Linked DNA regions of Homo sapiens: region 2 is linked to region 1. Evidence: read pairs that join two places in POLR2A ChIA-PET (ENCODE). Cell type or tissue: OCI-LY7. All regions are shown on one strand. Links, peaks and the distances in the headings refer to the core of each region. The heading gives the core; the rest is flanking DNA.

The links. ChIA-PET counts read pairs that join two places held together with the same protein. Peaks named below come from ENCODE experiments on the same cell type or tissue, not always from the same donor. Only the 100,000 strongest peaks of a DNase experiment are listed, where the experiment ranks them.
Region 2: POLR2A ChIA-PET joins it to region 1 with 8 read pairs; 5 of 35 experiments call an interaction of 5 or more read pairs at or near these places.

Annotation. Positions count from the first base shown.
Region 1 is chr12:101,821,025-101,826,406 of GRCh38, reverse strand. All of the region lies in intron 1 of GNPTAB (N-acetylglucosamine-1-phosphate transferase subunits alpha and beta), which reads left to right. Among named protein-coding and RNA genes, the nearest start is that of GNPTAB, 7.2 kb to the left of the region's middle. In OCI-LY7, for the core only: CTCF peaks have their summits at 2,083 and 2,285; a DNase peak (open chromatin) is centred at 2,356; H3K4me3 peaks cover 705 bases; H3K27ac peaks cover 2,838 bases.
Region 2 is chr12:101,690,740-101,696,121 of GRCh38, reverse strand. It overlaps a transcript of MYBPC1 not described here. Among named protein-coding and RNA genes, the nearest start is that of CHPT1, 4.2 kb to the left of the region's middle. In OCI-LY7, for the core only: no CTCF peak of the experiment used is centred there; no DNase peak of the experiment used is centred there.

The DNA of each region.
Region 1 (5,382 bases), core at 162-5,161:
TAGAGGGTTGTAGATCAGTGTGTATATGTGTATGTGTATCTGTGTGTGGGGGTATGGTGTATGTATAACGTATCACTTCCTTTGTGCACTAAGTATGGAAACAAATATCCAAGAATTAACTTGCATAAGGAAGCAAAATAGGTTCACATAGAATCTACTCGTAATGAATGGTAATTTTTCCGTGACCTCTCTGCTCCCTTTTGCTTTCCTGCTTTTCTGTTGCCATTTTGAATCAATGAGTTATTTTCTGTGAAAAGGAGAATTGAAAACTGGGTCTAGCTCAAGTTATGTTCAGCCTCAGTGGTGACCAGTGTCTTATACTGGCCTTATTTCAAGAAATTAGTTATCATTTTTGTATTTGATTAGTTCACTCATTAAACAGATATATTTGAGTGTGTTCTTGGCCAAAGGCAACAAACAGATGAGTTAGAAAGAGGCCTGGCCTGAGAGTGGGGACCGTCTGGCCTGCTCCTAGGTGCAGCACAAATTGTGATCCTCAGTGGTTCCCAAACTGAGTTACTCCCAGCTGCCTTGTGGGTTGGGAGTAGCCCCTCTTATCTATTTCGTGTGGACTTGTTTTCTGGGAAAGGTTTCATTGTTTAAAAAATGTTTACAAACTATGAGACTATATTTCTAAGAGCCTCATTTTAGCTTTAATGTTTTGTGAATATACATTTATTGGATACTTCACATGAGAAGCATGACTTGTAATGGATTTTATACTAGAGATGCCAATGGCCACACAGAGCCTTTTTAAAGGGTCTCTTTGTTTTGGGGGGTTTGTGAGAGGTACATAGTCCAGCTAACTATCAAAGTAGGGACCTTGTCTTATTCTCTGCTGTATTCTTAGCCACTAGAAAGTGATTGGTACCCAGTAGATGCTGAATAAATACTTGATGGATGCATGAATGAATGGATTGATTAATTGGGTTGATCTTAACTGACATCCTTTCAAATTTATTTCAAGTAAAGGTAAATTTTTTGCTCTGATGTAGCGTTTATAGTTCCCTTTTATTTCTCAAATGTGATTGATCTGATATAACTTGAACATTTTCATGCTCTGAGAGTCATTCCTGCTCTGGTAACTTTCTCTAAAAATCTGAGACCTGTTGTTAGACTGTACAGTGGAAGATGCTGTCGTCAGAATATACAGTGGAAAATGCTGTCAGAGATACAAATAATTATAGCTCATGCCTTTGGCTATTGTTTAGTTGAGATGAGGCCAAGATGTATGTATGAGGACTGAATAACAACACAGGGGAATAAGCAATTGAATGCCTGAGTTAGTACACAACAATTGCTTAGAAAGTCAGAAGACAGAAGAATGTTGTGGGTTGAAACATCCTCGAGGCAGTTCTGACACCTTTTCAAGGAGGCATGAGCTTTAGGGAGGCTTCATGGACAAGTAGGAGTTTAAACAGAAGAGAGACAAGGAAAGATTATTTTAGGAAGTGGTGGGAGTAATTTTAGCATAAAGTTGGTAATGTCAGAGAAGTTTGTGATCGCTTTTTCTTTTTGAATTACTAGTGGTTTAACATTGCAGCTAGAATTAGTTAACAGCACTAGGTTGCAAGTGACAGACTCCCAACTCAGACCTAGCTTATTAACTAGTTTATTATTAACCAGTTTGTTAACTGGGATAATTGAAAAATATAGGATGAGGCCAGGTGTGGTGGCTCATGTGTGTAATCCCAGCACTTTGGGAGGCCAAGGCGAGTTCGAAAGCAGCCTGGCCAACATGGTGAAACCCTGTCTCTACAAAAAATACAAAAATTAACTGGGCGTGGTGGTGCATGCCTGTAGTCCCAGCTACTTGGTAGGCTGAGGCAGGAGAATCGCTTGAACCCTGGAGGCAGATGTTGCAGTGAGCCAAGATTGTGCCACTGCACTCCAGCTTGGGCGACAGAGTGAGGCTCTGTCTCAAACAAAACAAAACAAAAAGGTTAACCAAAAAAAAAAAAAAAAAAAAGAAAATATATATATATATATATATATATATATGGTGAAATTTCTGGCAGGAGTGGATCGAGGTGCTCAAATGATGTCATCAGGAATCTCTTTTTGTCCCTGTTTCTCACCTCTGCCTTCCCCTCTTTAGTTTACTTCTCAGCAAGCTCTCCTCATATGAGAACAAGGATTGCTGCTGGCAACCCCACCTTCTGTTCTACCAGTTCAGTAACTGCAGCAGAAAGATAGCTTTTCTTTCTCATTAGTGCCAACTAGACCCAGGGCTGCCTGCCTAGCCAGAGGAATGAGTGCCCTTGTTATACCCTTGTTAACCACTGGGATCGTCTCCAGAAATAGGGGAGTGGGTGGGGCTGTCAGTCTCAACTGAACCACGTGAACTGAGAGGAGAGCTTCAGAAGATAATCACAAGGCTGTTACCCAAAGAAGGGCCGGAACAACAGATGTCTTGAAGACACTGGCTTCAGTCAAAACCCATTTCCTCTCCCTGGCTTTACTGGTGACATTGTGTCTGTGATAGCTGTTAGCCCTTTACCTTGCTCTAGAAGTTGTAAAGTAGATTGTTTCTATTTTTAATATCTGGTTAATTAATCTATCTGGGAAACTTGTTTTCTTGCATGGATATATTAATATGGAGCTTTGTTAAACACAGCTCAAGTGTGCCGTTATAAATCTTTCAGTGATGATCAAATATATACCTTTAACTTATATGGTGATTTGATAATTGCATTTGGTCTTTCTCTTGAGATCTAAATATTGTTCATTTTGTTAATGAATGTTATCACATTGTGAGAGAAAAACTTAACCTGACTTTTTTTTTTTTTTTTTTTTTGAGACGGAGTCTCGTTCTGTCTCCCAGGCTGGAGTGCAGTGGCGCAATCTCAGCTCACTGCAACCTGCACCTCCTGGGTTCAAGCGATTCTCTTGTGTCAGCCTCCCGAGTAGCTGGGATTACAGGCACCCACCACAACACCTGGCTAATTTTTGTATTTTTAGTAGAGACGGGGTTACACCATGTTAGCCAGGCTGGTCTCAAACTCCTGACCTCAAGCAATTTGCCTGTCTTGGCCTCCCAAAGTGCTGGGATTACAGACATAAGCCACTGCGCCTGGCCTTAACCATGCCTGCTGCCTCTCCAACAAGCTCTAGATCCACACTTCCTACCAGCTGCCTACACCGCATACCTGGCACCCTGCCTTCCTAAGACTCGGCCTTGTTCATCATGGCACTTTTCCGTTCCTAAGCCCAGATATAGTTTCAGAATAATTTCTCTAACAGTTTGGTGTTCCTCCAACTTTTGAGAGGACTGTCAGAAGATGGAGGAAGAACTTGACCCAGGACCTCAGCAGTCCTTTCCTGGCATTGGTCCCAGTTATGCTTATAGAGCCATTCTTAAGCAAATCTCTTGAAAGGAGAAAGGGGTTACTTTTAGACCAATCTGACCTACCTCTGAATCTCGGGACTGGTCTCCCAAATATTTGTTATGTAGGGGTAGGTTCCTTTATGGAAGAAGAATAGATAAGTGATGCTGGGTAGGCAGCTGGCTGTAATTGTCATGTTGAATAAGCACACCTTGTGGGATGTGTAGCCAATCCCTTTATTCTTTATCTTCCACTGGCTCTTTGTATTGTCTTGCACCCCTGCCCCTGGATGAAAATTCAGGTGGGCCTGATATTTCTGTGGTCACTTCACACTACAGAACAGAATGTGAATTCAGCAATTAGAGTCTTCAGTCCTAAAGCATAACAGAACTTAAAGCCTAAGTTCCTTCTCCCAGTACAGGCCTGCTGCAGGGAGAAAGCCTGCAGTGGAGGAAGGGAGGGTGGCCACAGTGGGCATCTTCTCACTTTTCATCACTTGATGATTCTCTTTCTGCTCTGTAACCTGTTTCTGATCCCTCCTGTGTTGGAGCACATGAAAGAAAGGAAGGAAATGAGGACAGGAAACTTCTTCCTGAATGAGTGCAGGAGCTCTCTGGGATGTTGTGCAGGTGTTAGAGCTTATTCTTTCTTTCTTTCTTTCTTTTTTTTGAGACGGAGTCTCGCTGTCGCCCAGGTTGGAGTGCAGTGGCGCGATCTCGGCTCACTGCAGGCTCCGCCCCCCGGGGTTCACGCCATTCTCCTGCCTCAGCCTCCCGAGTAGCTGGGACTACAGGCTCCCGCCACCTCACCCGGCTAATTTTTTGTATTTTTAGTAGAGACGGGGTTTCACCGTGTTAGCCAGGATGGTCTTGATCTCCTGACCTCGTGATCCGCCCGCCTCGGCCTCCCAAAGTGCTGGGATTACAGGCGTGAGCCACCGCGCCCGGCCAGAGCTTATTCTTTCTTGAGTGTTTTCAAGGGGCATCCTTCAGAGACCACAGCCACCGCCGTGCTCAGGAGTGGTCACCTGCTTTTCCCCTGATGAGACCAAATGCCTCTTCATTCCGTTTGGTTGCTTATTCCTTCCATAGATCCTAAGAATCTGATAATAATGGGAGCTTCTCATTTCAGCCTCTTTTGCCCAGTGAGTAGGCCCAGGGTGACCTTCTGCTGGTTCTTTGTTGTATGTGGCCCACGTCCTTTGCTCAGACTAGGGGAGGGTGGGCTGATTCCAGCGGAGTGACAACTTCTCTCTTGTCCTCAGAGCAATTAGCCAGCCAGCACTTTATATTTTTCAGGTGTTACACAGACATGGTACCCACCCAACTTCATGGACCCATAGTGAGTTCTCTTGGTAATTTTGTTGAGCCCTTTTCTTGGGCGTAAGGAAGTGGGAAACAGACTTCCACTGCTCCCCCTTGAATGAGGTGGAGCAGGCGTCACAGAATGCCAGCTACCTCTGAAAACCTCCTCTGATCGCCACCTCCTGGACCTTTCTACCATGATTTGGATGAGTCTGCAACTGTTCCTTAAGAAACTTTGCATCTTGGCCCAACACTTCACTTTGGAATGTGGTATCTTGTATTTTGCTGCCTCAGAAGAAACTTATTTTTACATGCACAGCTTCTCAATTTGGTTACCAGTTAATTGAGCTTGCCTGGGAGATGAAACTTATTTGCTATTTCTGTGCTCAGCATCCTGGTCACAAAGATGGAATCTTCCTTATCTTCAAATCCCTGTGCCCTGGCAGAGTGCCTGCCTCATTCATTCAGTGACTACTTAATTTTTGAGCACTGTACCAGGCCCCTGGGGATCCAGCAGTGAACAAAGCAGACTTGGCTCCTGCTGACAAGGAGCTTATATTCTGGTGGTGCAGTCAGACATTAACTGCCACTTCATTACTATTGTGAGAAATGCTGTAAAGAAATAGAGCATCGTTGTGGAAGAGACCAGCAGTGAGAATCAGTTTGGTCTGGTGGCAGGGGATCAGGAGATGCTTGCTTTTTTTTTTTTTTTTTTTTTTGAGACGGAGTCTCACTCTGCCGCCCAGTCTGGA
Region 2 (5,382 bases), core at 200-5,199, 130 kb after region 1:
GAATGAAAAGACAAGCCATAAACTGGGAAAAGGTATTTCCCTCAAAACCCACAATGAGTAGAACCCAGATTATGTAAAGAACTCCTAAAAATCAATCAGAATAAAAAATAATCAACTGGGCTATGTTCTGTTTCTATAGGAGAAGCCCTGGAACATGGTAATGTTCCAGGGTGCACTTATGAACATGAGTGAATTGCACAAGCATATGTTGACTGAAAAAAAAAAAGAAGCAGGTGTATTAGTCAGCTTGGATTGTCATAACAAAATACCACAGACTGAATAGCTTAGACAACAGGAATTTATTTCTCTCTCACATAAAAGAAGTACAGAATTGGCACTCCAAGACTGGTACGATGTTTCCATGGTCATCAGGAACTCAGGCTTTTCTGTCTCTCTGCTCCAATATCCTCTCTGACTTGTATCTATAAGGCCATCTCATGATTCAGAATGGCTGGTGAAGCTCCAGTCATCTTATTTGTGTTTCAAGCAGCAGGAAGGAGTAAGAGGACAGGAAAAACAAAAAGTAGATATCACTGGCTGGTGAGCAAACTGGGGTGCCTCTCCAAAACTCCCAAACAACACTTCTCCATACAGTAGTCTCCCTTTGTCCCTGGTTTTACTTTTCTGCAGTTTTAGATACCCACAGTCAACCACAGTCCAAAAATATTAAATAGAAAATTCCAGAAATAAAGTGTGAGTTTTAAATTGCATGCCATTCTGAGTAGCGTGATGAAATCTCACCCAGTCCCACTCTTCTCCACTCAGGACTTACATCATCTCTTTGTCCAGTGTATCCCTGCTATATAAGCCACCTGTCCTTTATTCATTTATTAGCCATCTTGGTTATTAGAAACAACATAGTACATATAGGGTTCGGCATTATCCATAGTTTCAGGCAACAGTTGTGGGTCTTGGAATATGTCTCTGGAGATAAGGGGACTGTTGTATTATGTATCTCATTGGCCAGAACTTAATTATGTGGCGTACCCAAGTGGAAGTGTTTGCTAGGAAGAGTAGATGGTTACAACCACTTGAAAAACAACCTGGCATGATCTGGTGAAGTTGAAGATGTGTGTACTCTGACACCACAATTCTGATCCAGAAACAGATCCTAAAGAAATTCTTGCACATGTATCCTAGGAGATAAGTATAAGAATACTCATGACACCTTTGTCTGTACAATAACTAAAAGCTGTAAATAACTTATATGTCCACTAATATTGAATGGGTAAATAAACTGGTATTTTCAAGTAATTTAATATTATATAGCAAGTTTAATATGGCAGTAAAAAATTAATGAACTATAGGTACACTTATGAACATGAATGAATTGCACAAGCATATGTTGAGTGAAAAAAAAAAGCAGATGTATTAGTCAGCTTGGATTGTCATAATAAAATACCGTAGACTGAATAGTTTAAACAACAGGAATTTATTTCTCACAGTTCTGGAGGCTGGGAAGTCCAAAGTCAAAGTGTGTTTCTTAGTGAGAACTCTCTTCCTGGCTTGCAGATGGCCACCTTCTATGTCTTCACATGACAGACAGAGAGAGAAAGAGAGGAAGCTCTCTGGTGTCTCCTTATAAAGTCCTTATAAAGGCACTAATCCCATCATGAAGGCCCCACCCTCATGATATCCAATATCCTAAAGGCTCCATCTCCAAATACCATCACATTGTGGAGGATTACGGCTTCAACATATGAATTGGGGGTGGAGCAGGGGCAGGATACCATTCTGTCCATAACAGCAGGCCATAGGCAAAATACACACAGTATTATTTTACTTATATAAACTTCAAAAACATGTGACTGCACTTTGCAGCTCCCATGTGGCAAAGCTATGAAGAAAAGGAAAAGAATTATAAGTACAATCCTGATAGTGGTTACTCCTGATAGAAAGGAAGGTAAATGCAATTATAGAGGGGCACATGGCAAGTTTCAAAGGTATTGGTAATTTTTTAGACTACAGCTGGGCAAACTACAGCAACCTAAATGGAATAGAGGTTTATTTTTCCCACATTGATGTCTGGGTAGGCATGGTAGGGCTACATGGCAGCTCGATGGTGTCAGAGACACAGACTTCTTCCATTTTATTAGTCTGCCGCCTTTCAGATGTTGCCCTTGTCCTTGTGATCAAAAATGGCTGGCCATGACTCCCAACCAATAGGAAGGGGAAAAAGAGAAGGGGCTGCTATGCTCCTTTCTTCTGAAGGCCATGATCAAAGGTTGCACACATCACTTCTGCTCTCATCCCATTGGCCAGAGCCTGGCCACATGGCTGCTATGCCTAACTGTAAAAGAGCCTGCAAATGCAATCTTTAGCCAGACAGCCACCTGCCCAGCTAAAATTTCTTTTACTTGTTTATTTATTTATTTATTTATTTAGAGACAGATTCTTGCTCTGTCACCCAGGCTGGAGTGCAGTGGCGCAATCTGAACTCACTGCAACCTCTTCCCAGGTTCAAGTGATTCACCTGCCTCAGCATCCTGAGTAGCTGAGACTATAGGCATGTGCCACCACACCCAGCTAATTTTTGTATTTTTAGTAGAGATGGGGTTTCGCCATGTTGGCCAGGCTGGTCTCAAATGCCTGACCCCAAATGATCCTCCCGCTTTGACCTCCTAAAATGCTGGGACTACAGGTGTGAGCCACCACAATCGGCCAAAACATTTCTATTATTATTGAAAAGTGAGAGAGTGGGTATTGTGGGGGGCCATCAAGCTGTCTCAATCACAGTTTTTTAACTGAGTAGTAGTAACATGTTCATTTTACTATTATTTATGCAATCTATGTAACTATATATCTACATAGATATAGATGGCATATTTGTATATTTTGCAAATATGAAATGTCATAATTTAAAAATAGTGAAAGTAGGCTGGGCGCGGTGGCTCACGCCTGTAATCCCAGCACCTTGGGAGGCCAAGGCGGGTGGATCACGAGGTCAGGAGATCGAGACCATCCTGGCTAACACGGTGAAGCCCTGTCTCTACTAAAAATACAAAAAATTAGCCGCGCGTGGTGGTGGGCACCTGTAGTCCCAGCTACTCGGGAGGCTGAGGCAGGAGAATGGAGTGAACCTGGGAGGCGGAGGTGGCAGTGAGCTGAGATCGCGCCACTGCACTCTAGCCTGGGCGACAGAGCAAGACTCCGTCTCAAAAAAAAAAAAAAAAAGTGAAGGTAATAAATATAGAAACCATTTTTAAACTACTCATCATGCTCTAAATTGATTTTCCCATGTGCTTCTTTGCTGAATTTTTGGAAATTTCAAATTAATTCAAGACATACTAAAGCCATGTTTATTTCTTCTACCTTACCCCACTCTAACATACTCTAATGTCAAAAAAGTATATTAGAGATTTCCTATTATTTTATTTCTTGAATCATGGCTCCCCTCCATTTTCATGGTTTGTTACATAGTGATTGATATATACAATGTTTCCCCCTTATCTTAACATAGTAGCTCACATTTATGAGTTTCTATCCTATGCCAAGCACTGTTCTAAACATCAGGAGTTATTTCACTTACTCCTCACAAACACTCTATGAAGTAGACCATTGTTATCCCCATTTTATGGATAAGGAAATTGAAGCACAGTGAGGTTCAAAAACTTACCCATGGCTGCACAGCTAGTATAGTGGTAAAGCCAGGATTCAAGCCCGTGTAGTCTGATTTCAGAGCTTATGTTCCCAACGACTGCAAAATGCCACCTAATAACTTACATGTATTAAATATAGGACTTTAGTGGGTACTTTTGTCAATATGGAACAGTCCAGTTTCTATATATCATGTTGGTTTTGTGCCATTCCAGTCCATTCTAAATATTATGAAAAAAATTATTGTACTAAATTTACTAAAACTAATAAAATATTCCCTTGTTCAGAAGCCTTTGATAAAGTCCAACTTCCCTCACTTGGCATTTGAGGGCCCGGTCTACCTTCCTAGTCTTACCTCCCTAATATCTCTTCCCCAATTCTCCTCCCTAAGTCTCATGCTCCAGCTGTGTGGGCCCATTGGCTGTCCCCAAACCCACTCTCATTTGTTCCCTGTTGGGGAGTACCCTCGATCCCTTATTATTCCTAGCACACTGCCCATCACTCAGATTCCACACTTAAATTCTGCCTTCTCTAAAATGACCTCTCAGATTCTTCCAGTTTGATCCCTCTTACTCCCACACAACCAGAGCACTTTGTACCTTGTAATGCAGACTATCTTTGTTCAGTTATTTGTGTATTGATCAGCCTCCTTGCCCAGGTCATAGAGTGTCAGACCAAGCCTGCACTGAGTGTGCTCCTCAATGCCTGGCATCCAGTAGACATCCATCATTTAAAAAATATGTATTTTAAAATGATTACAGACACACAGGAAGTTGCAAAAATAGTACAAAGAATCCCTTGTATGCCCTTCACACAGCCTCCTCCTATGGTAACATCTTACATTTCCATAGCACAATAGGGATGCATAAATGTTTATCTGATGGTTTAACTAAATTGTATTCCTTTCCCAAAGGAGAAAGAACATCTTGATTTAGGCTCTCAGTTTTACTACTAGTTCTTTTGTGTAACTTTCACTCATATTTCAAATCTTCCTTAACATCCTCAATCTCTAGGCCAACCTTCCACAAAATATTAAATCATGTCATATAGGCAGATTAGGCACTGTTGTGTGTGAAATAACCAGTTGGAAGCCCATGGACTTTCATTGGTTTGGAAGAAAGAGTGGGTTGCAATAAGAAATCACCTGGCTAGAGGCCGGGTGCAGTGGCTCACACCTGTAATCCCAGCACTTTCGGAGGCTGAGGCAGGCAGATCACTTGAGGCCAGGAGTTTGAGACTAGCCTGGCCAAAACGGTGAAGCCCAGTCGCTACTAAAAATACAAAAATTAGCCATGCATGGTGGCATGCACCTGCAATCCCAGCTACTCAGGAGGCTGAGGCAGGAGAATTGCTTGAACCCAGGAGGCGGAAGATACAGTGAGCCCAGATCATGCCACTGCACTCCAGCATGGGCAACAGAGTGAGACCCTGTCTAAAATAAATAAATAAATAAGTAAATAAATCACCTGGCTAGGCTTGCATTGCAGTAGAGTTTTATCATCAGGGTGTCAAGCTATCTGTGTGAGAATTCTGAGCTTTAGCTACACAGGCTGGGGTATTTGTGATAAGCATAGTTTTATGGTATAATACTTGCTTTACTTGCTTGGGTTTTATACTTTTATAGTTTCGTACTTTGAGACTCTAAAGTCTAAATTTTATGGAACTATGGTACTTTACAAAATACATGGGTAGGTAGTCAGTGTTCAGTAATAGATTGACTAAAACCTTTGCTCTCCTCTCTAAAAATGCTTAATTTCCTGGACAAGATCAGAAAACAAAATTTCG